Linked DNA regions of Homo sapiens: all the other regions are linked to region 3. The links are chromatin loops, found by intact Hi-C in ENCODE. Cell type or tissue: dorsolateral prefrontal cortex. All regions are shown on one strand. Links, peaks and the distances in the headings refer to the core of each region. The heading gives the core; the rest is flanking DNA. Region 1 overlaps DPP4 (dipeptidyl peptidase 4). Region 2 has its middle 38 kb from the start of SLC4A10. Region 3 overlaps LOC101929532 (a long non-coding RNA gene).

Evidence for each region. Peaks named below come from ENCODE experiments on the same cell type or tissue, not always from the same donor. Only the 100,000 strongest peaks of a DNase experiment are listed, where the experiment ranks them.
Region 1: it touches region 3 in a loop (10-fold over the local background); 102 of 110 quality-filtered maps call a loop at or near these places.
Region 2: it touches region 3 in a loop (10-fold over the local background); 55 of 110 quality-filtered maps call a loop at or near these places.

Annotation. Positions count from the first base shown.
Region 1 is chr2:162,005,091-162,010,090 of GRCh38, reverse strand. It overlaps DPP4 (dipeptidyl peptidase 4), which reads left to right. Exons shown (of 26, transcript NM_001935.4): 21 at 796-850; 22 at 1,430-1,529; 23 at 4,282-4,346. Among named protein-coding and RNA genes, the nearest start is that of DPP4, 67 kb to the left of the region's middle. In dorsolateral prefrontal cortex, for the core only: a CTCF peak has its summit at 2,449 (motif pointing left); no DNase peak of the experiment used is centred there; H3K27ac peaks cover 1,038 bases.
Region 2 is chr2:161,582,413-161,591,229 of GRCh38, reverse strand. No RefSeq gene overlaps it. Among named protein-coding and RNA genes, the nearest start is that of SLC4A10, 38 kb to the left of the region's middle. In dorsolateral prefrontal cortex, for the core only: CTCF peaks have their summits at 4,289 and 4,488; no DNase peak of the experiment used is centred there; H3K4me3 peaks cover 471 bases; H3K27ac peaks cover 645 bases.
Region 3 is chr2:162,120,177-162,128,993 of GRCh38, reverse strand. The region is part of intron 1 of LOC101929532 (a long non-coding RNA gene); the gene reads right to left. Among named protein-coding and RNA genes, the nearest start is that of GCG, 28 kb to the left of the region's middle. In dorsolateral prefrontal cortex, for the core only: CTCF peaks have their summits at 4,783 and 4,982 (motif pointing right); no DNase peak of the experiment used is centred there; H3K27ac peaks cover 1,880 bases.

The DNA.
Region 1 (5,000 bases), core at 1-5,000, 120 kb after region 3:
TTACATGAAAACACAAAGACTGTCAAAATCAAGATAGGTTAATGCAAAGGTCTGCAACCACCCACAATGCTAAAAATTTGAGTTCCATTTGTCAGGTATTTTTAAGTAAAAAAAAATTTCTTTTGATGTCAGGCTAATATTAAGAAATAGGTGCATACAATATTTTTCTTATTTCTTTACCTGGATTCCATCTCTGAACACAGTTTTGTGGCAAAGAAGACTTCTTAATCCATCAAGGAAAAATTTATTTCTATTGAGTGCACGGTACTGAGCTAACTAATCAACACCCAGCATAAGAAGGGATTTATTTAGAGAATGGTGTTTAAGTTCTCAGGTAGGGGGCCCGGAGACATTTCTAAGCCCTTACTCAGAAGTTTTTCATGCCCTTATCTTTCTCCATTGCAGGGGCAGACTCTCCCAAACTGAAAAACATCTGGAGAGATTTAAATTCAATTATGTAAAGAAAAGTGCATCTGGGCTGCAAATTTTTGTATAAAACTGTGAAAAAAACTGCCAGGATTTGTTTTCTGTGAATCATACACACACACACACACACACACACACACACACACACACAATTTTTATGAACTCCAACAAAAGTAAACCATGTTCATCTGGATCTTAGGTTAAAATGATAGATATTTATCTCAGGTGTTTATTTGATTACTGGCAGCAATTTTTAGTCTCTAATAGAATGAAGCAGAGAACAAATGGCAGGGTTTCACATTTGTGCCTCATCTAAGTTTTCTATACACAATGCAGTACTGATCTGTGGACTTTTTCCTTGTGTTTTAGACAATTTTCAAAAATGGGATTTGTGGACAACAAACGAATTGCAATTTGGGGCTGGGTGAGTAGTTGACTGATGAATCTGTATGCATTCGTTAGTGAATATCACTCAGAGCAGGTTACTTTATCTTTTGTATATACATATTTGGAGGTGAAAATCACATCTATCAAGTCTTAGGTCTCTGGGCAGTAACTCTGCAGAATCTCCACTGAGTTAGGCTTACACCTTTGTTTATTATGATGAGCCAGGGAGGTGAGGTAGAAAGAGCAAGAAGGAAGGAGTGAAAGAGGGAGGGAAGAGGGAAGGGAAGGAAGGAGGGAGACTTTTTCTTATGCATCAGTCAGTAAAGATTTCGTGTTATTGTTTTTAAATCTTCTATAATTGGTACCACCCAGTCACTAGGGTCAGCAAATTTTCCGTAGTTTTCCCCATATACCTACCAAGAAAGGGATCAGGGCTCTGAAAGTGTAGTCTTTAAAGATACTGTCCAATTAAGGCCAATTTAAGCCTCCTATACCATGCTTTTTATCTCTAAAGAGGCACAGTATATAAAGATGTGAGAAATGTGGAAACTGCGACTCGCTTACCATATGTCCTTATTCTTTTACCTCCATAAAAATAACTGTTTCCATTCCTTAGTCATATGGAGGGTACGTAACCTCAATGGTCCTGGGATCGGGAAGTGGCGTGTTCAAGTGTGGAATAGCCGTGGCGCCTGTATCCCGGTGGGAGTACTATGGTATGTAATTGCTGCCAGGTACAAAGAGATACGGAGTGTTGACCTCAAAATGCCAGTAACAAAGCCATTCCTTTCTGAGTTTCAGTGTTTTTACAGCGAATAATAGGCTGATTCATCTTAGAGGTTCTTTTTGGATACCTATAATAAGATGATCTCATTTATTCTGCTATTTTGCAAGGCTGGGTGGTATATTTTATTACACGTTTGATTTTTTATCAACAAATTCTGTTTTCCGAATTTCAAAATAGCCCCATGCTACATTTCTACAGATAAATCATTCCTTATCTTTACTCTGATTTGATTCTTGGGTTTCACATATTAGCAGAGTGAGAGAAGTATGTATCTCTTTCCCATCAATTAAATGTCAAATACAAGTAGGGCTTTGGATGGGAAGAGGAGAGGAGGAACAGTGGAAACACCCATTGGGGGGTTGTTGTTTTTTTTCATTCTTAATAGGTGAAAGCTACTCTAGAATATGCTCTTTGTCATCGAGAGAGTATTATTTTATAAGGCATCATACACCTACCTCTAAGACTACAATTCTCAAAGGGGAGGGAGTAAGCGATGGAAGATGAGGGAGGAGGGGGGATTCAGAAGTGGTAAGGAGGTAATTGATTTTCCTGCACCTCTTCTAACCCCATCTCAAGTCTTCTGTCTAGTGTAAGAAAAGAATGGCTGATGATGAATAGCTTATTAAATATTTTATATCCAGAAATATGGTAGTACCCAGAGAAAAAGACTCTTTAAAGTCTCTCCCAGTCAAGATAAACCAATGTAAAAATACATTTATATCTTTCTGTTAAGAAAATTGGAGGGCACAGTTATAATTTGATCTACACACAATGAATTTGTTTTCATAATATTTTTCTGCTTGATATTAATTGTTCTGTTGGATGGCTTGTTTTTGGAGACCTCTAGTGGTCAATAAAATAATGGAGTAAATCTTTGTAAGTTTAAAAATATGAAATGAGAAGAAAACTTCATTTAATGTATATAGACCAATCTAATACATAGAAGTTGTCTAGAGTTCTTATATACGTGTAAATTTAAACAATTTTATTCAAAGATGGGACAAAAGGAATACGTAAATGGTGTTTCAAGGCATATTTTTTTAAAAGTTTACAATTGTATTATGCAGTTATGCATAATATTTTTTAAATGTTATTTTTAAAATTTCAGATCTTCTTATACATGTAAATCTGGTTAGCATAAATAAGAAAGGAGTATTGTGTTCTATGACAAGCAGAATTAAAGTCTGCAGCTACCTAGGGGAAAATGTGTTTCGCCCTTAAAAGCCATTTTTCCCATCTAACGTACAACCTAAGATATTAATATTTAAATGCTAAAGTTAAAAGAGATATGAGCATTTTATGAAGTTCTCATATTTTAAAGTGTCTTTTAAAATATTCTATTTTTATATTAGTGTCCTTTAAATATATAAAATTATGCATAGTCAGTATTCATGTTAATCAAAATGATAAAATATCACTGTTAGTAATTTTGGAGGACAATATTTTGATTTTCATAGAAATGGCATAAAGTATGCATATGGAGCAACTAACACTCATTAGTGTAGTTTGTAATCTACAATACCAGTCATTCAAAAAGTGTTAGAATGTTGAATTTAGATAATATATCCATTTTTAAAATTAATGAAATCAGTTTTGAAATACTTGTAAAATTTTAGTGAAATTCAAGCCACCAACCTAGATAGCACAATGGCAAGATAAAATTCTTAGACTCTTTAACTGTAATCTGGTCACTTAAGGAGGCAGTTTTCAAAGCAGTTATGTCAGATTTTTAAAGTTTTACTGCAATTTGGCCTCAATAATTTTTTTACTGATATTTTAGGCCAAATATATATAATGTATCATTTAATTTTTTAAAATCAGGCAAAATATGTTTAACTATCCAAAATAACCAAACCAATTATGCAACCTGTTTTTCAACCATATTTATAGATAAAAGAGCTTATGTCATTTCAGCAGACAGATATTAATGTAATCTGTTTCACAGTGCTCAACTGTTATACCACAAAAATTGAGGCTTCACCACAAAATGAGAGAAAACAAATGTTAAACTTGCATCATGATGGAGTAGCTGAGCCAATATGGGGATATACAGCAAATAAATGATAACTGAATTATTTGTTTTTATTATAGTGAATCCCAGTCTGATCTCCAAAATAAAATATGATTTAAATCAGCAACTAGTAATTGAACATTGTTAGGGGTCTCCAAAAGGAAATAGATGATCATAAATCAGGGCACATACTTGTATTATAACCAAAAAATTTCAACACAATTGAGGCATTAAGTGACTTCCTAACTAAAATTCTTTGAGAGGGTCATATGATAATGTTAAGATCCCTTACCCCTTAGCACTTCACATTTGACTTTTCTGCATGTGGATTATTGATTGGATTTTAGATAATCTGGTTTGATCTCCCTTTGCCCCATCGTAAGGGAAAATTGAGAATGGGTTAGGGCTGAGTGTGGAAAGGTATGAGTATGCAGGGATCTGGGAATTAGCATCTCTGGCTATATTAGCAAACCAAGTAAAAAATTACCTCCCATAAGGTGCTTTAGCCACCCTTTTCCTTCTTCATAACCACATAGAGATACTTCTGAGAGTAACTCTATATTCCTATACATGAGTGAATACATATGGAAACACTGAAGTGGCCCATTAAAAGCAAGAAAAGTTGTTATTGTATGAATTAAACTTTTTTTTATTTTTTTTTCTTTCACAGACTCAGTGTACACAGAACGTTACATGGGTCTCCCAACTCCAGAAGACAACCTTGACCATTACAGAGTAAGAGATGAGGACCTATACCTATTTTATAACCTATTTATAAGTGGTTTAAGAACCTTCTTAATTGTATCTATTCTAGAAAATACATATTTTTATTTCCAACAAAATTCTTGTTAAAAGAAATAACACAGGTGGTTTAGAGATACTCCAATAGCTTCCCTTACTGTATTCTGCATAATTACAGTCTTTATCGTATGCTATATAGGTCACAATATGCATTCATTTAGAAATACAAAGCAACATCAGATAATTACTTTAATTATAAAATTTCAGTTAAGAAAACCTATTAGAAATTCAACATATTCCTTTAGAGCCCAGAAGACTCTCTAAACCTTTAGCTATATATTGAAATTTCTTACAGTATTATCATAAGTAAGATATATATACGAGACTATAATTTTCTTACTCATAGCCAATTATGTACAGTTTTTTTTCACAAAGATTTAAGTAAAGCAGGTGAGAGGTAGGTACAGTTGGGCAGTACCCTTAAAAAGCCCTAAACCTAAATCACTGAATAGCATCCAACAGGCTGGTTGCCTGATGGAAGAACCAGTGGGCAGGTTGCTCTGCAGATGGGCTATAGCATTTAAAATATGGTGTGGGTGCAACTATCATTGACAGCCCCCATGTGCTAGTGTGGATGCCACGGCAAAG
Region 2 (8,817 bases), core at 1,611-6,610, 540 kb after region 3:
ATATGTAGAAAGCTGAAACTGGATCCCTTCCTTACACCTTATACTAAAATTAATTCAAGATGGATTAAATACTTAAATGTTAGACCCCTAGAAGAAAACCTAGGCAATACCATTCAGGACATATGCATGGGCAAGGACTTCATGTCTAAAACACCAAAAGCAATGGCAACAAAAGCCAAAATTGACAAATGGGATCTAATTAAACTAAAGAGCTTCTGCACAGCAAAAGAAACTACCATCAGAGTGAACAGGCAACCTACAGAATGGGAGAAAATTGTTGCAATCTACTCATCTGACAAAGGGCTAATATCCAGAATCTACAATGAACTCAAACAAATTTACAAGAAAAAAATAAAGAACTCCATCAACAAGTGGGCAAAGGATATGAACAGACACTCCTCAAAAGAAGACATTTATGCAGCCAAAAGACACATGAAAAAATACTCATCATCACTGGCCATCAGAGAAATGCAAATCAAAACCACAATGAGATACCATCTCACACCAGTTAGAATGGCGATCATTAAAAAGTCAGGAAACAACAGGTGCTGGAGAGGATGTGGAGAAATAGGAACACTTTTACACTGTTGGTGGGACTGTAAACTAGTTCAACCATTGTGGAAGTCAGTGTGGCGATTCCTCAGGGATCTAGAACTAGAAATACCATTTGACCCAGCCATCCCATTACTGGGTATATACCCAAAGGACTATAAAACATGCTGCCATAAAGACACATGCACACGTATGTTTATTGCAGCACCATTCACAATAGCAAAGACTTGGAACCAACCCAAATGTCCAACAATGATAGACTGGATTAAGAAAATGTGGCACATATACACCATGGAATACTATGCAGCCATAAAAAATGATGAGTTCATGTCCTTTGTAGGGACATGGATGTAGCTGGAAACCATCATTCTCAGCAAACTATTGCAAGGACAAAAAACCAAACACTGCATGTTCTCACTCATAGGTGGGAATTGAACAATGAGAACACATGGACACAGGAAGGGGAATATCACACACCAGGGCCTGTTGTGGGGGGGTGGGCAGGGGGGAGGGATAGCATTAGGAGATATACCTGATGTTAAACGACGAGTTAATGGGTGCAGCACACCAACATGGCACATGTATACATATGTAACAAACCTGCACATTGTGCACATGTACCCTAAAACGTAAAGTATAATAAAAAAATTAAAAATAAATAAATAAAGTTGTAAATATATATGTAACTGACATCAGAGTCCCTAAATTCATAAAGCAACAATTAAATGATCTGAAGGGAGAAATAGGATGCAAAACTGTAATGGTGGCACCTCACTACTTGACTTTCAACAATGGTCAGATCATCTAGATGGAAAGTCAATAAGGAAACATTGGACTTGAATTACATTTCAGACCAAATGAAGCTAACAGACATATATGGAACATTTCATTTAACAGCAGCTAAATACATATCCTTCTCAAGTACACACAGAACATTCTCCAAAACAAATCCACATGTTAAGCCACAAAACAAATCTTAACAAATTCAAGAGGACTGAAATCATGTCAAGTACCTCTCTGGATGACAATGGCATGAAACTAGAAATCAACAATAGAAAAAATGTTAGAATTACACAAATATGTGAAAATTAAACATGTTCCTAAACAACCAATGGGCCATAGAAGAAATCAAAAAGGAAATCAAAAACTACCTTGAGACAAATGATAATGGAAACATAGCATACCAGAAATTACGGGATGCAGCAAAAAGCAATCCTAAGAGGGATATTTATAAGAACAAATGCCTATATCAAAAAAGAGGAACAATTTTAAATAAACAATCTAATGTTATGCCTCAAGGAACTAGAAAAAAAAACTAAATCCAAAGTTAGAAGAAGGAAACGAATAAAAAAGGTCAGGAATAAATGAAATAGGGATTCGAGAAACAACATAAAAGACTGAAGAAACTGAAAATCTGTTTTTTGAAAGCATAACCCAAATTGACAAACATTTAGGTAGACTAAGAAAGAAAGAGGGATAACTCAAATAAATAGGTAAGATCAGAAATGAAGGGGGGACATTACAATTGATACCACAGAAATACAAAGAATAATAAGAAACTACTTCAACAATTATATGCCAGCAATTTGGATAATCCAGAAGAAATTGATGGATTCCTAGTCACATACAACCTACCAAGATAGAATCCTGTAGAAACAGAAAATTTGAACAGACCAATAACAGATACAGAGATTGAGTCAGTAATTTTACAAAAATCTCCCAACAAAGAAAATCTCAGGACCCGATGGCTTCACTGGTTAATTTTATCAAACATTTAATAAAGAATTAGTGCCAATCCCTAGCTCAAACTCTTTCAAAAAACTGAAGCGAAGGGAACAAATCCAAACTCATTTTACAAAGCAAGAATTACCTTGATACCAAACCAGACAAGGACACTGTAAGAAGAGAAAATTACATACCAATATCCCTGATGAACACAGATGCAAACATCTTGAGTTACTGGAAAACAGAACTTAACAGCATATTAAAAGGCTCATACACCATTAGAATTTATCCCTGGGATGCAAGGATGATTCAACATACACAAATCAATAAATATGATATACCACATTAACAGAAAAGTATAAAAATCACATGGTAATCACAATAGATGCAGAAAAAGCATTTGACAAAACTCTGTACCCTTTATGATAAAAAACTTCTCAACAAATTATGTATAGAAGGAATATACCTCAACATAATACAAGCTACATATTACAGTCCCACAGCTAACATTCTACTCAGTGATGAAAAGTTGAAAGCTCTAAGATCAGGAACAAAATAAGGATGCCCCCTCTGTTGGAATGGCTGTCATCAAAATGGCAAAAGATAACATGTTGGCCAGAATGTGAAAAGGATCCCTTGTACACTGTTGGTAGGACGGTAAAATGATACAGCCATTATGAAAAAACAGTATGAAAGCTCCTCAAAAAAATTAAAAATAGGACTATAATATGTTCCAGCAATCCCACTTCTAGGTATATAGTCAAAGATAATAAAATCAGTATCTTGAAGAGATTTCTATATTCCAATGTTCATTGCAGCATTATTCACAATAGGCATGACATGGAATCAGTCTAAGTGTCCAACAGCAGATGCATGGATAAAGCAAATGTGGGGTTTGTGTGTATGTGTGTGTATGTATGTATATACTTCCTTTTCCATATATCACACGTACTATGGAATACCATTTAGCCTTAGAAAAAGAAGGAAATTCTGTCATTTGCAACAACATGGATGAACCTGGAGGACACCATGCTAAGAGAAATAAGCCAGTCACAGAAGTTAAATTCTACGTGATTCCAATTATCTGAGGTAGCTAAAAGAGTCAGATTCATAGAGGCAGAGAGTAGAATGGTGGTTGCCCCAGGGCTAGGAAGCTGGGGAAATGGGGAGATGGTGGTCAAACAACACAAAGCTTCAGTTACGCAAGATGAACAAGTTCTGGAGATCTAATGTCCAACATGGTGAGTATAAATAATAATGTATTGCGTACTTGGAATTTGCTATGAGAGATCTTAAATGTTTCTCCCCACAAAAAGATAACTATGTGGGGTGATGGATATGTTAAGCTTCATTGTAGTCATCATTTCACAATGTATACATACATCAAAATATCACGTCATACACCATACGTATATACATTTTTGTCAATTGTACCTCAATAAAGCTGGAAATAAATAATGGTAGCTTCGAGGTTATGAATGTGTTAATTAGCTTGATTGTACTAATCATTTCACAATGTATATGTATATCAAATCATTACATTTTATACCTTAAACATATATATTTTTATTTATCAATTATATATCTCAATAAATCTTGGGAAAGATTATTTTAATTTTTTAAAGTTCAGATAAGCAATAAAACATATGATTTTCTTTCCTCTCCAAAATAACCAAATTCTGATCTTTTTTTCTAACTCAAATTATACTGACATTTCCCAAATTAGGTCAAATGTAAAAATACATATTATAGGTATAAGTAAATAGTCTCAAAAGCGTTGAAAAAAATGTTTATTATGGGTATTGTCATCTATGGGTACGCAAGAGCTTAAGGTTCAACGTGCATATGGGTGCTTTCCATCTGAAAACCTTCTTCTAAGTATAGATTTTCCTTCCCTTCAAAGAAAAAGGGAAAATATTCAAGGATAGGTGCCAGTGAGGTTAATCATCTTTGGTCATTTTAAGAGCGGTTTACTCCTTGCTTTTAAATAACTTGCAAATAAAAGCAAGAGAGTTTGGTTAAACTTCCAGTTCCCAAAAATAACTGATTGTAAAACTATTTTTTCTGTCTTTCTTTAAGCTCAGAATACTTTCTTACTAATCCTTTTTTCACTTTTCCAAAGCCATTTACCCACCAATAGACCCCAAATCTTAGAATTTAAATTGACAATATGTTATCTGTGACCTAGGCTTTAGTGCCACTTAGTGTTCAAATGATAGAATTACAGCAAATCAAACCAAATCTAGCATCGTTTAGTCTACTGCAGCCTCAAAATATTTCCTCAGGATTTACAGACATTAATTTGAGGCCTCTGATTCCTACCTGCTTTACTCTGCCTGATATATATGAGAAAGACAGGAAACTCAGCATATACTAGATACCTGTCGGGAGCTAGCTCATACGAAAGCAAGGAATGAGTGCCAGAGATCTTTTTTTCGTTCTTTCTCAGCTTGAATCATCTACTACTGTGCCATGTCTCCAAATATAAATTGACTTACTGAAAGAAGAGGAGAGAGAGAGAGAGCATTTGTTTGGGGGAGGGGAGGTTTCACGAATTCAGGAACGAGACGTAACTAATAAGTCCCACGTTAACAGAAAATTAACATATCAATAGAAGTTTATCAACAAATACCACCAGTTATTGAGAACTAGGTTATGTAATCTTAATTCTGTTAAATAATATAAAGTAAAATAAGCAAGCTGGCATCTTCCATTTTGCACAACAAATTTCATGCCAATTTTGCAAAATTTTTATTCCGTAGAAAAGAAGAAAATTTTGAACACTGGTATATTTTATTAACAAGCAATGAATTTAAAAGCTAAACACTGGATACTCATAGGCATAAAGATGGCAACGATAGATACTGGGGACTACTAGAGTAGGGAGCGGGGGAGGGAGACAGCCAAAAAACTATTGGGTACTATGCTCACTACCCAAGGGATGAGATGATTTGTACCCCAACCTTAGCATAATACAATATACTTATGTAACAAACAGGCACATGTAACCCCTGACTCTAAAATAAATTAAAATTATTGTTTAAAAATTTTAAAAAATTGGAGTTTTTCTAATAAAAAACAGAATATAGGAAATATATTAGAAAGAGTAGAAATCGGCAAATATAAATGGGAAGAAGTTAAAGAAAAGAAATAATGATAAAACTATGGCCAAAAAAAGAGTCAAAAAAAATTCACATGGAAATAATAAATAAAACATCATTCAAGTTTACCCAGGAATAACATTATGACAACTATCCATTAGAAGACTAAAATAAAGATCCACCATGTGGAAAAGGATGGAAAGATCAAAATTTTTTCTCTTGTAAATCTGTGATTATACTTTTTTAAAATCTTACATGCAAAAAGAAGTAAATTAAAGAAACTTTCTGGTAACCTTTTCTTTTTTTTTTTTTTTTTTTTTTTTTGAGATGGAGTCTCCCTCTCTGTTGCCCAGGATGGAGCGCAATGGCGCGATTTCCACTCACTGCAGCCTCCGCCTCCCCAGGTTCAAGTGATACTCCTGCCTCAGCATCCTGAGTAGCTGGGATTACAGGTGCCCGCTACCATGCCCAGCTAATTTTTGTATTTTTAGTAGAGACGGGGTTTCACTATGTTGGTCAGGTTGGTCTCAAACTCCTGACCTCAGGTGACCCACCTGCCTCAGCCTCCCAAAGTGCTGGGATTACAGGCATGAGCCTCCATGCCTGGCTGGTAACTTTTATGTTTTTAAAAAAATAAAATTTCTTTATTGTAGAAACTTTGGAAAATTAAAAATAAGACCCACTCATATTCTAACTAGAGAAAATCAGTTAATATTTTCATAAAAACATTTTCAGTGTTTTATCAATACAATAACGTGCAATTTTTAAATGGAATCTTAATGAGTTAATGATCTGATTTATTCCCTTAACACATAAAATGCCATCAAAAACTCTTTATTTATTTATTTTTATTTTTATTTATTTATTTATTTTGAGACAGAGTCTCACTCTGTCTCCCAGGCTGGAGTGCAGTGGCACGATATCGGTTCACTGCAACCTCCTCCTCCAGGTTCAAGTGATTCTCCTACCTCAGCCTCCTGAGTAGCTGGGACTACAGGGACGCACCACCACGCCTGGCTAATTTTTGTATTTTTAGTAGAGACGGGGTTTCACCAGGCCAGGCTGGTGTTGAACTCCTGACCGCCGGTGATCCACCCGCCTCGGCCTCCCAAAGTGCTGGGATTACAGGCATGAGCCACCGCACCCGGCCCAAACAACTCTAAAATATCACTTTAAACAACTACTGGCATTCCATTTTATAGATGTATGCTAATTAATCAGTCTTCTATTGTTGAACATTTTGGTTGTCTACAGTTTCTAGCATTATAAACAAATATTGAGTTAACATCATCATAACTAAATCTCACATATACACAACTATTTTCTCAGGATTCATAACTAAAAATTAAATTACAATGTTAAAAACTATAACTGAGTTTTAAGGGATTTTGTGGGTAATTTTCCCAATGAAAGGATTTACCAATTGTCTGGTTTTTCCATATCTTGCCAAAAATGAACATAACCATTGTTTAAAACTTTTGTCAGTTTGATAGACAAAATGTTCTCTAGTTATTTTCATTTCCATTATTTGTTTTCCAGAGAGAAAATAAATATTATATGTTTACTAGCCATTGGGTGTCTTTGCAAATTGCCTGTTGATGTCTCTGGCCACCTGTAAAAATGGAGGGAAGTGTAGCTTAGTGGTTAAGAGTACAGACTCTGGGGTCAGACAACCCAGGTTTGAATCTTTCACTCATGACTAACTGTAAGACCCCTTTAAGCCTTAACTTCTTTATCTATCTATAAAATAAAGATAATAAGAGTACCTAGCTCTCCAGATGAAAAGATGATCTGGTATGTGCAATATGCTCTTATATTTTAAGAGCTCTTTATAAGGATTTTCACCCTTTGTTCACCATATGTGTTGCTCCCATTGTTCCGAGTTGTCAGTTGCCTTTCAATCTTGTTTATAGTGGATTTTGGCAGACAGTTTTAAATTTTTTGTAGTAAAATCTATCACTCTTTTCTTCAGGATATTTGCCTTTGGTATCATGCTTAGAAAGGCAACAGATTTAGAGGAGTAAAGATAGTACAACTTTTTCAGGAAAGCAAAATATATCTGGCATGTGTATTGTGAATAACATAAAAATCCAACATTCCTCTCCCTATGCACCTCTACTAAGCAGGCACCATTTTTAAATAACATCAGTCTGAAAAAGAAATACACAGAAATCACAATGTCAAGTAACTATACCCACAACTTCCAACGATCATGGCCTATTGAGTTCCCTAGTTGGCCTAGATCTTCATCTTTGCCTTAAATAAGAGGGATATAAATATACCTATAGACATACCATAGCAAATTAAATTAAGTTCCTCTTTTTTTAACCAATTTCCCAGATGATTGTGAAATATTCATAATGAAATTAATCATTCCATAAATCAAAGAAGTAGCCAGAATCAGTCACATCTGAGATCATCTGGTTTGTGAGTACAAATTTATTTACCCTACCCTCAGCAAATATAACAAAAAGACTTTCAAGGTTTAAGGAAAATAAATCACTAATAAATTAGCAAGTACTGATCATTTGAACCAAGATGATGTTTTCTCTTCAGCAAAGGACAGTGCACACAAGCTGAAATACCAAACTATGACCTGATTCTTATCCATGTCACACACAATAGCATTATTTATCAAGGCCTAGTTACAGAGACAGTATTTAATCAACTAATGTCTCTGAATTAAAACTATAAGCAGCTAAACATAATTGAAATATAATAATTTTTCAAATTTATATTAATACTAATTGAATTTTAATACCTAAAATATCTTAATAGTTAAAGAATTTTTCTGATAAGTTGAAGTTCAATCCAATATTATATTTTTATTCCTAATTCATATAGCAGTTCAAACCAAAAAGTTACCGCTGGCCATATAAAGGACATGTTTTTACTTATTACAAGAAATTGAATTCAAGCTTGCCACTTTGGAAACACTAACAGTAGCAATAGATTATGCTACATTTTAAGAAAACACACAAAGAATTATTCTTGAAATCTCGGTATTCCTATTGTGCAGATATTTGGAACAATTGTTTTCTTCTTTCATAGCTATAAAATTGTGGTTAAAAATCAGAATCATAGAAAAGGCTACTGGTTTTCTCAGGGTCACAAAAAAGTAAGTAATAGCATGTCAGTGATAAATTTTTCTTAGTCTGCTACTCTATCCACCACAGTATGTAATTTCTGCCTTAAACAACTTAAAATATGTAGAAAGTCATAAGAATTGCTAATACTACTTTTCAGCACTGTCATATTTTGTCCGCTGAGCCAAACATACCAGATGTCTTTAAATAAAAGATTTAGACAGCATAAAAATAAAGCGTTATTGTATATGGGCTTTTTAAAAATACACCAATACATTAGGGATATCGTAAGGTTTGAATAAATGCTATTCCAGAAGAGAGAAAGTTTACAGATACTAATACTGAAGGCAAGG
Region 3 (8,817 bases), core at 2,210-7,209:
CTTGAACTCCTGGGCTCAAGCAATCCTCCCATCTCAGCCTCCTAAAGTGCTGAGATTCTGTGCCTGACCTAGAATTACTTCTTTTAAGGTAATGAAGATGACATGGATAAAAGAAAGCAGTATAGAGTTACATCCTAGATTTCTGGCTTGACATCTAAATTATGCCATTCACTGAAAGGCAAAAACAGGTCAAAGAGTGAGTTTTAGAGGCTAGAGGGGAAATAGGAGGTTTAGCTTGGGACACATAAAAGATGCCAAGTGGACATCTACTCCCACTCCCATCCCACAAGAACCCAAGTTTTTGTGAGACAAGTTTCATGGTCTCACAAAGGAATGATGCGGCAGATTGAATTATAGTGCATTAAGAAGAGACAAGTAAGTAAGGGATGCAGATAACAGTGTAGATCATTGTGGTCTTTTAAGATCTGCCAGGAGGTACAGGATGGAGAGAAGCTGTCAGATTTATATATCAGGGACATAGGTGAAGCAGTGTGGTTGGAAGAGAGGCAGAAATTGAAGCTGTATCTGCATAGTGTTTACTATGATACTAAGAAAATGTACTAATTGTTCAGTAAAAAGGGAGAGGGAGAGGACTAGTTAGCAGAACCAAGGGATAGTTGTTGGCTGATTAAATATTTGCTGGTCAGTTTAAAATGAGATGACTTGAAAACAAATGTATATATCCTCCCAGCCTCAGCAGACCACATGGAAAGCGTAGCTGGAAAAGGTTAGTATTAAAAATAAAGTTGCACTCTCCTCTCTTCCAAACAGAGAGAACCGAGAAAAGGAAGAGGATCATGGAAGTAAAATAGCATCCCTCCTTGTCTCACATGTCAAATTATGTAGGCAACAGAATTCAACTGAAGAATGACACGATGTCAGAAACTTTCATAGGACAGAAGAATTTAAAGCATACTTTGCTGAAAACTAATTCAGAAGTTTTGCTCCTTAGAAATGATATTTCCCCAGGGAAAGTATAGGTTCCTGCCAAGACAGAGAGAGCTTTTGCTTTCCCAACTAATGTTTTTGAGTGATCCCTCTCACTTTTCAACAATTATAATTTTGGTTTGGGTGTTTGAAATCATTTCAATCTGACATCTGGAATAATTACATAGCATTTCTAGGAAACCAGCTTTTTTTTCCCAAGAAAATTACATATAGTAACACATCTTCCTTGAAAATTCAATGCTTCAGATTCTTCACAATTTTGTACTCCACTAGAGAAAGTGAGCACAGCACAGTGGCAGGTCATCATGGTAGAGAGAGGATAGACTTTAAAATCAAGCAGGCTGGAGCTTGACTGTCAGCTCCATTAGCAACTAGCTGCACTGCTGCACTGCTCCAAGCCCCAGTAAAATGGGGCTCCGATAATAATCTCTGCCTTGTGGTTTTGTTGTCACGCTTAAGTGAGATAGCACATTCCAAGCTCAAATATGTGGTACATAGAACCTGTTCAATAAATGGAATCCTCTAGTACATAAATTACTTTAAAACAGTTGATAAGAAGTTAAGGTTATCAATAGTCTAGTAAATAACCACTCATTTTGATGTGGCTTTGGATGATGAGAACACAGTATCAAGAAACCTCTATAAATCAAAAAATGCTCTGTTGAATAAGACCATGACGTTCAAGACAAGCACAGATTATTATATTAGTAAATTGTATGTTTCTTATTGCTGCTGTAACAAATCACCACAAACTTAGCTGCTTAAAACAACACAAATGTATTGCTTTACATCTCCGCAAATCAGAAGCCCAAACAGGTTTCAATGAGCTACTATCAAGGTGTGGGCAGGTCAGGGCCATGCTTCTCCATGGGAGTTCCAGGGGAAAGTCCGTTTCCTTGCCTTTTCCAGCTCCTGCGGCTGCATTGCTTGGCTTGTGGCTCCTTCCTCCATCCTCAAAGCCCATCACTCTCATCTCTGCGGCCATCTTTTCTCTCCTACCCAGATCCTCCGGGCCTCTGTTTGATAAGGACCCCTGTGATTACATTGGGCCCACCTGAATAATTCTGGATACTCTCCCCATCTCAAGGTCCTTACTCATATCTGCAAAGTCCCTTTTGCCAGGCAAGGTAACATATTCACAGTCCTGGGGACCAGGACACGGACATCTTTGGGGTGGGGGAGCATTACTCAGTCTATCAAAAAAACAAAGGCGAATTACACAGATATGACATGTAGAAAGTAGCAGTTTGACAGTAAAAGGCTTGAAGTTTATTGTGGAACCTAATCTACACCACAAACAAAAAGGAAGTGCTGTGATCTAAACAGCAAATATGATACTGGAGTAAGAAAAGATGAAAGCTTTGCTGTTTATTTACAGCTGATTAGGACTTGAGGAGAGCTGCTATTACTAGTTTTATATAATGAGCTATGGGACAGACTCTAAGGAGAAAAAGTATAAATTACAAAAGTAATTGAGGAGGAAAAAAATAAGTCTTCTGAAAAAAATTAAGGAATTGCAACTGCATAGCTTGGGAGGGGAAAAATAGCATAAATCCTAATAATTAATTGCTAGGGTACAGGTGTGGGCCAGAGATAATTAGCAGGAAAGGTTGATCATGTGTTCTCCATGTTCACAGAGAGCTGACAAAAAGAGGAAATGAGCCAAACTGCAGTGAGGAGCTGGGCTTTTAAAAAAGGAAGTTCTTGACCATGAAGATCAGACTACCAAGGGAAGCTGTGTAATCTCCATCCTTAAAGAGCTTTAAAAATAGTATAAACAGCCATCTGCACAAGATGATTTATGCATTGACCTTCAGGAGGCGGGCCCAGATCATCTCATGAAGTCCCTTCCAAGTGTGGGATTCTATGATTTAATCAGTATGTGATTTTTCTCAGCTCTACATTTTGTGAGATAACCAGCAGATGGAAGCCACAAATTCCCCAACATCATACCAAAATCATGGTTCCTCACACTGGTAGGGCCCAGTCAAGCTTGCCAAATTGGCATCCGTTGTAAAAATCATTGAAGGACCCACCTCAAACATTTATTTATCTCCTTGTGGGTGTCTGGACCACCCATGTCCACAAAATGCAGATAATCTTTATATCGATTCATGTGCATTTCGCTCTGATTTAGCATAAGAGAAAGTTGCATACATTAAAAGCATTTGTCTGGTTGTGAAGCCTGAGACAGCAGCTCTCAAAAATATTATTAGAGATTTACAGACCCTAGTCTAAGCAGAAATGAGGCTGATTGGACACTTTCCTGAAAAAAAGTTTACAGCACACTTGGGCCTCAGTTGTTCTCACTTAGATAAGAGACATGGTTCTCTGTATATATTCGTTTGTTTATTGAACAAATATTTGGGCGCAAACTGTATTCTAGGTAAAGTATAAAGCATTGGGGCGGGGGGTACAACAGTGAGGCAAATACTGTTCTTCCCTCACAGAGCTTAGTGTCTCCTCCAAATAAACAGGCCATTTTGATGCCAAGCAATAAAAGCTACAACACAGTTACGAACAAGGTGCTATGGGATAGCATATGAAGAGCAAACAACCCAGTCTTAGGGGTCCTAAGAGGACTTTGGGAGGAAATAATGCCTAAGCTGGGATCTGAAGGATGATTCAGTGCTTCTGGGGGAGGAAGAGTGGTGGAGAAGTATTTCATGGAGAGGGAACGGTGTGGTGAGAAGCTGGTAGAATGCAGCAGTGTGGAAAGTGAGAAGCATTGGAATGTGGCTGGAGCATGGAGGACAGACAGGGAGGAGGGAGGGGGGCTGGGAGAAGGGAGAAAGCAAGGGCAAGTCAGAGATGAGGCTTCAGAGGTCATGAGAGGCCTCAAAAGCCATGCTAAAGAATTTGCACTTGATGTGCAGGTAATGAGCAGCTGTTGAATGATACAGATCAGATTTGTCCTTTCAAAATATTTATTAGCACACTTTTAAATGTAGAGGACAGAAAAACATTTACATTTGCTTCAGCAAAAGGAAAGGCTTATCTGAGGAATACTGGGAATCCAAGGAATCCAAGGAGTAACTGAGCATCCAAAAAGAGCAAAGCAACAGAGCTAGGGAGGGGGAGCACAGTGGTGCTGCCTCATTCATCGCCCGCTGCTGCTTCTTTGGGCTTCTTCCTCTCCACTTGCTCTTTCTGTTTCTCCAGCTTACACTAATGGACACCCAAAGCTTCTGAATTTTAAGCTCCCAGTCTTGACAATCCAGAGACAGACTGGCCCAATTCTCTTGTTTCCAAATTCAAAATTCCAAGGAAGAAGACGTATAGGCCCAGCTTTAGTCTAGGAGCTCATCTCTGGACCAAGGAGCTGGGGCCAGGAAGCTCTGTGCATTCCAACGGGGCAGCTGCTGCTGCAGCCACTGAATGGGAAGGAGAGTGCGTTCCCAGAGATGGAAGGCAGGGCTGCTTTCTAGATTAGCCACGCATCCTTGCAGCAGCCTCCATGGACTGATGGATGGGAAGACTGGAGGCACAGACCCAGTGTGGAGATGGCTGCGTGTGTATAGCTTGTGCCTGAGGCCAGTTGGGAGATGTGCAGTCTCCACTGAGACCAAGAACTACCCAACTGCACTGGCCACTGGCCCAGGGCAAGCTCTGGCTCTCCATTAGTCCCCATGGGCCAGAGGACAGGTTGCTCCCCTGGTGTTCTTTATTCAAAACTATAACTGCTGGCAGGCTCTGCTCTCATGTATGAATTTCCAATCAGCATGCTTTTACTCAAATTGTTCTTTTGTTTCATTGTGTTACTAAAAAAAAGTCTGACAGGTTGGCATGCTTGTTTATGTGAATGTCTGGAACTGCAATTTCTTGTATGTTCATGCAGGATCACTATATAGGCTACCGTTTATAATATTCTCGGAAACAGTCAGTATTTAAAAATATTTTCTTAAATTAGTGCTGAAGTGTGAGATGTAAACCTTTTTATTAATGAATAATTTACCTCCCTTCAATTCTCCATCAGGTTTAAATTTCTGCCATTAGACTCTACATAGAACAGTATGTATGCAATTACACGTTTAACCACTAGATGGCACCATACATCTTTTATTCTAATTATCTCAATAACTTAAATGGGATTTGCGTTTTTGTTTTTGTTTATTGCTTTCCACAGAGTTAATGATATTTTCGCACTGGTTATTGAACATTCATTAGTGTCACTACTTATTTGTGATACTGCCTTTAACCATATACTAAATTTTTAAGTGTGCTAGACAATATTTCCTAGGAATTTCTTTCCTTTATCTGTCAATCCTTACTATAAAACCACGCTGTTTTAATTATTTTTGTTTTACAATACCTTCTAAAACCTGCTGTCACCAGTATTCATCTTCAATTATGTTTTTGTTTTCAAAATATTTTTTATCCATTAATTTATCCAAATGAAATTTAGGTTTATTTAATCAGTTTTTTTAAAAAAATTCTACAATGGCACTTGTATTGGAATTGCTAATAAATTTAAAAATAGCAATAACAATAGATATAAGTCAATTTGGAAGGAAGTTCCAACTTTGCAGTATTTATTTCCTTCAGCAAAATGAATGCTTTGAAACAGTGATGTAGACAACTGCATATACATAGTTTTTGGCGTGTGTGTGTGTGTGTGTGTGTGTGTGTGTGCATGTGCAGAATAAAGTAATATATAGAGATATAGAGAGAAGCATATTCAAACATACATTATAAAAGATGAAAAAAATGGAGGGGATATTTTCACATCTAACTAACTATAGGTAGATTGGCTAAATTTATTATTATATAATTCAAATGGGATATTTTGCTCCATTAAACATAATGATTTCAAATGATATATACAGCATGGTAACATATTTGTTTAAAAAATAGAGACAGAAGAAAACGGGTAGTAAGCTAACTTATTCTCTCTGAGAGGTAAAATTATAACTAACTCCTAGTCACTTAATGCTTTTCAGAATTTTTTACATTTTCTATACTGACATGTATTACTTTCATAATCAAAAAAGAAAGGCAAACTTCTAAGCCTTTAAAACAGTTGAGCTTTATGGAAATTTCAAAGATATACCATTTTCTTATACAGATTGATTTATTGCTCAATTTTTCATAACAATTACTAATTCAATAAATACATCTAGTGATATTCAAAGTAAGGAGAACTTCCATAGCTAGGAGAGAAACTTTATGACCTGTGCATGTCCCCTGCTAGAGCCTCAGGGAGTTGATATTATAACATGTTGCAGGTCACAGTGGTTAGAAGTGTTTATGCAGGACCCTTCACCTCCACTTCTCTCGATATGTCCAACCTCTCAGGCTTCCCAGTCTTCGCCTTCTAGTAAGTGACAAAAATCAGAGCTTCTCAAACTTTCTGGTCTCCAGGCCCCTCTTAAAAATTGGCTATCCCCAAAGGACTTTTGTTTATCCAGGCTATATCGATTAACATTTAACATATCCAAAATTAAACAGAAAGTCCTAAATATTCATTTTATTGATTTAAGTTAAAAGAATAGTTCCATTACAAGTTAACATAAATAATACTTTTTATGAAAAAGACTGTGTATTCCAAAACAGGAAAAATAACAAGAAAAATGCCATTGTTTTACATGACTTAATAGAAGACAGGTGGATTCTCATGTTTGCTTCTGTACTCAGTGTTTATTATCATATTTTGCTATCATAAGTTATCTAGCCTCTGGAAAACTTCACTGTACACTCCCAAGACGAAAAGAGCAAAAACAGCAAATGACATCTTAGTATCATTAGGAGAATAGTTATGACCTGAAAAAAGGTCTTAGGGAACCCCAGGGGTTCCCAAACCACACTTTGAAACTAATTACTGAGCTGGATTAAACTAACTGAATTATCATCACTCCACATTCTTTCCTTTTTTTCTTTCTTCTCTAATATTCACGAGCTCAATTAAAACTGAAAAAAAATAATGGCGAGAATAAGAACACTAGCATGAAACAATGGTCCCTCATTACCCACTTGCTTGTGTGGAATGACCAGCAAGGTCTTTTTTTTTTTTGAGACGGAGTCTCTCTCTGTCGCCCAGGCTGGAGTGCAGTGGCGCGATCTCGGCTCACTGCAAGCTCCGCCTCCCGGGTTCACGCCATTCTCCTGCCTCAGCCTCCTGAGTAAGCTGGGGATGCAGGCGCCCGCCACCATGCCCGGCTAATTTTTTTGTATTTTTATTAGAAACAGGATTTCACCGTGTTAGCCAGGATGGTCTCCTGACCTCGTGATCCGCCCGCTTCAGCCTCCCAAAGTGCTGGGATTACAGGCATGAGCCACTGAGCCCAGCCTGACCAGAACATTTTAAGCCAGATCTGTATGCATTCTGGAAGTGACTGGGTTTGTTGAGGTCATCTCTACCCTCGTGCCACCATATATCACCAGCACTTCCTGGTTACTGCTTGTTAATCTTTGGAGATAATTAACTTATGTTTCACTTTGTCTACCTCTAATTCTCTCCTACTTATTAGTGAGTTCAGTATCCCTATAGCAGATCCTTTCCAATGTCTGTTCTCTCAGTTCCTTGGCCTCCCCACTTCTAGAGATATTGTTCTCCTCTTTACCTTGGCCACTTATTCCCATGGATAAACAATTGTACTTTTACCATAACTGCAAACCCTCCATAACATCAATTTTAAGCAGCTTACTATTCTGGTCAATAACTGCTATTTTTCAACTCATTTCCTGAACCCCAATTCCAATAGTCCCCCAACCTCACAAACAACTACAATCTGCCTGGAACTCTCTTCCCTAATTAGTCACTTGGCTCAATCCATCCTGCCGTCTTCAGTCTATTGATCCTGCTGGTTTTCCTTGCAGCCTCACTTACTTCCTCATTATCTTGCTTAAATTTCATGGTCACTCATTATAATCACTCCCTTAAATTTGCCCCCAACTTCTCTGCCTTACTTTTGTTCATCAAACTCTCTTGGATAAAGCCAAACCCTAGTTAAATTTGACATTCTGCCTACACTGTGACTACACTCACACAAATGAATATATCTAGAGAAAAATCCACTAACGACATCAATATAGATTCATGATCATTAACATTACCAGGGCGATTAACACTGCCTAGCAATTGTACTGTATTTCCCTAGATAATTTACTGTTCTACTCTCCTATGTGGTTATTTCTTACCTTCTCTCTTCTCAGATTCCAACACCTCCTCCCCCATCCTCATTCCCAGCTTATGGCTTTGCTTCCTGTGTAACTAAGAAAACTGAAGCCATCAGAAGACACCCTCCATGTCCTCCCCTGATGCATGTGTGTACACATGTTCCAACTCTCTTCCTGCGATATAGTTGAGCCATCCCCATTTCTGAAGGCCAGCCCCTCCAGTACAGCCCTGGATCCCCTCTGCTCTAACCTACTCAAGTCATTGTTCCAGCCATTTTCTTCTCTCCTCTCTCATCAGTGTATCCTCTCTTTTTTGTCTGTATTGTCTGGTAAAACCTTTCATCATCCTATTGTCTTTGTAGCTAATGCCCATTCTTTTCCTTACCTTAAGAAAAAAAAGTAACAAAACAAAACACAGCTCTTTGAAAAAGCTGTTTATCATTGCCTCTAATTTAGCTGTTCCTGCTCTCTGTTGAACCTACTCTAATTGAAATTTATTTCATTTTTTCCCCCAATTTGCTCCTATCAAGCTCACCAGTAACTTCCACATTGCTAAATCCAGTGCTCAATTCTCAGGCTTCATCTTCCTTGAAAAGAATTTGACATTTGACAGAATTTTTCACTCTCTCCCTCTTAGAAACTCTCCTCACCTGGCTTCCAGAATATGTTGCTGTCTTGGGTTTCCTCTGTGTGACAGCTATGAAGGAAGAAAAGAGCAGAGTGTTGGTTGGAATTGCACAGGTCTCCGTATTC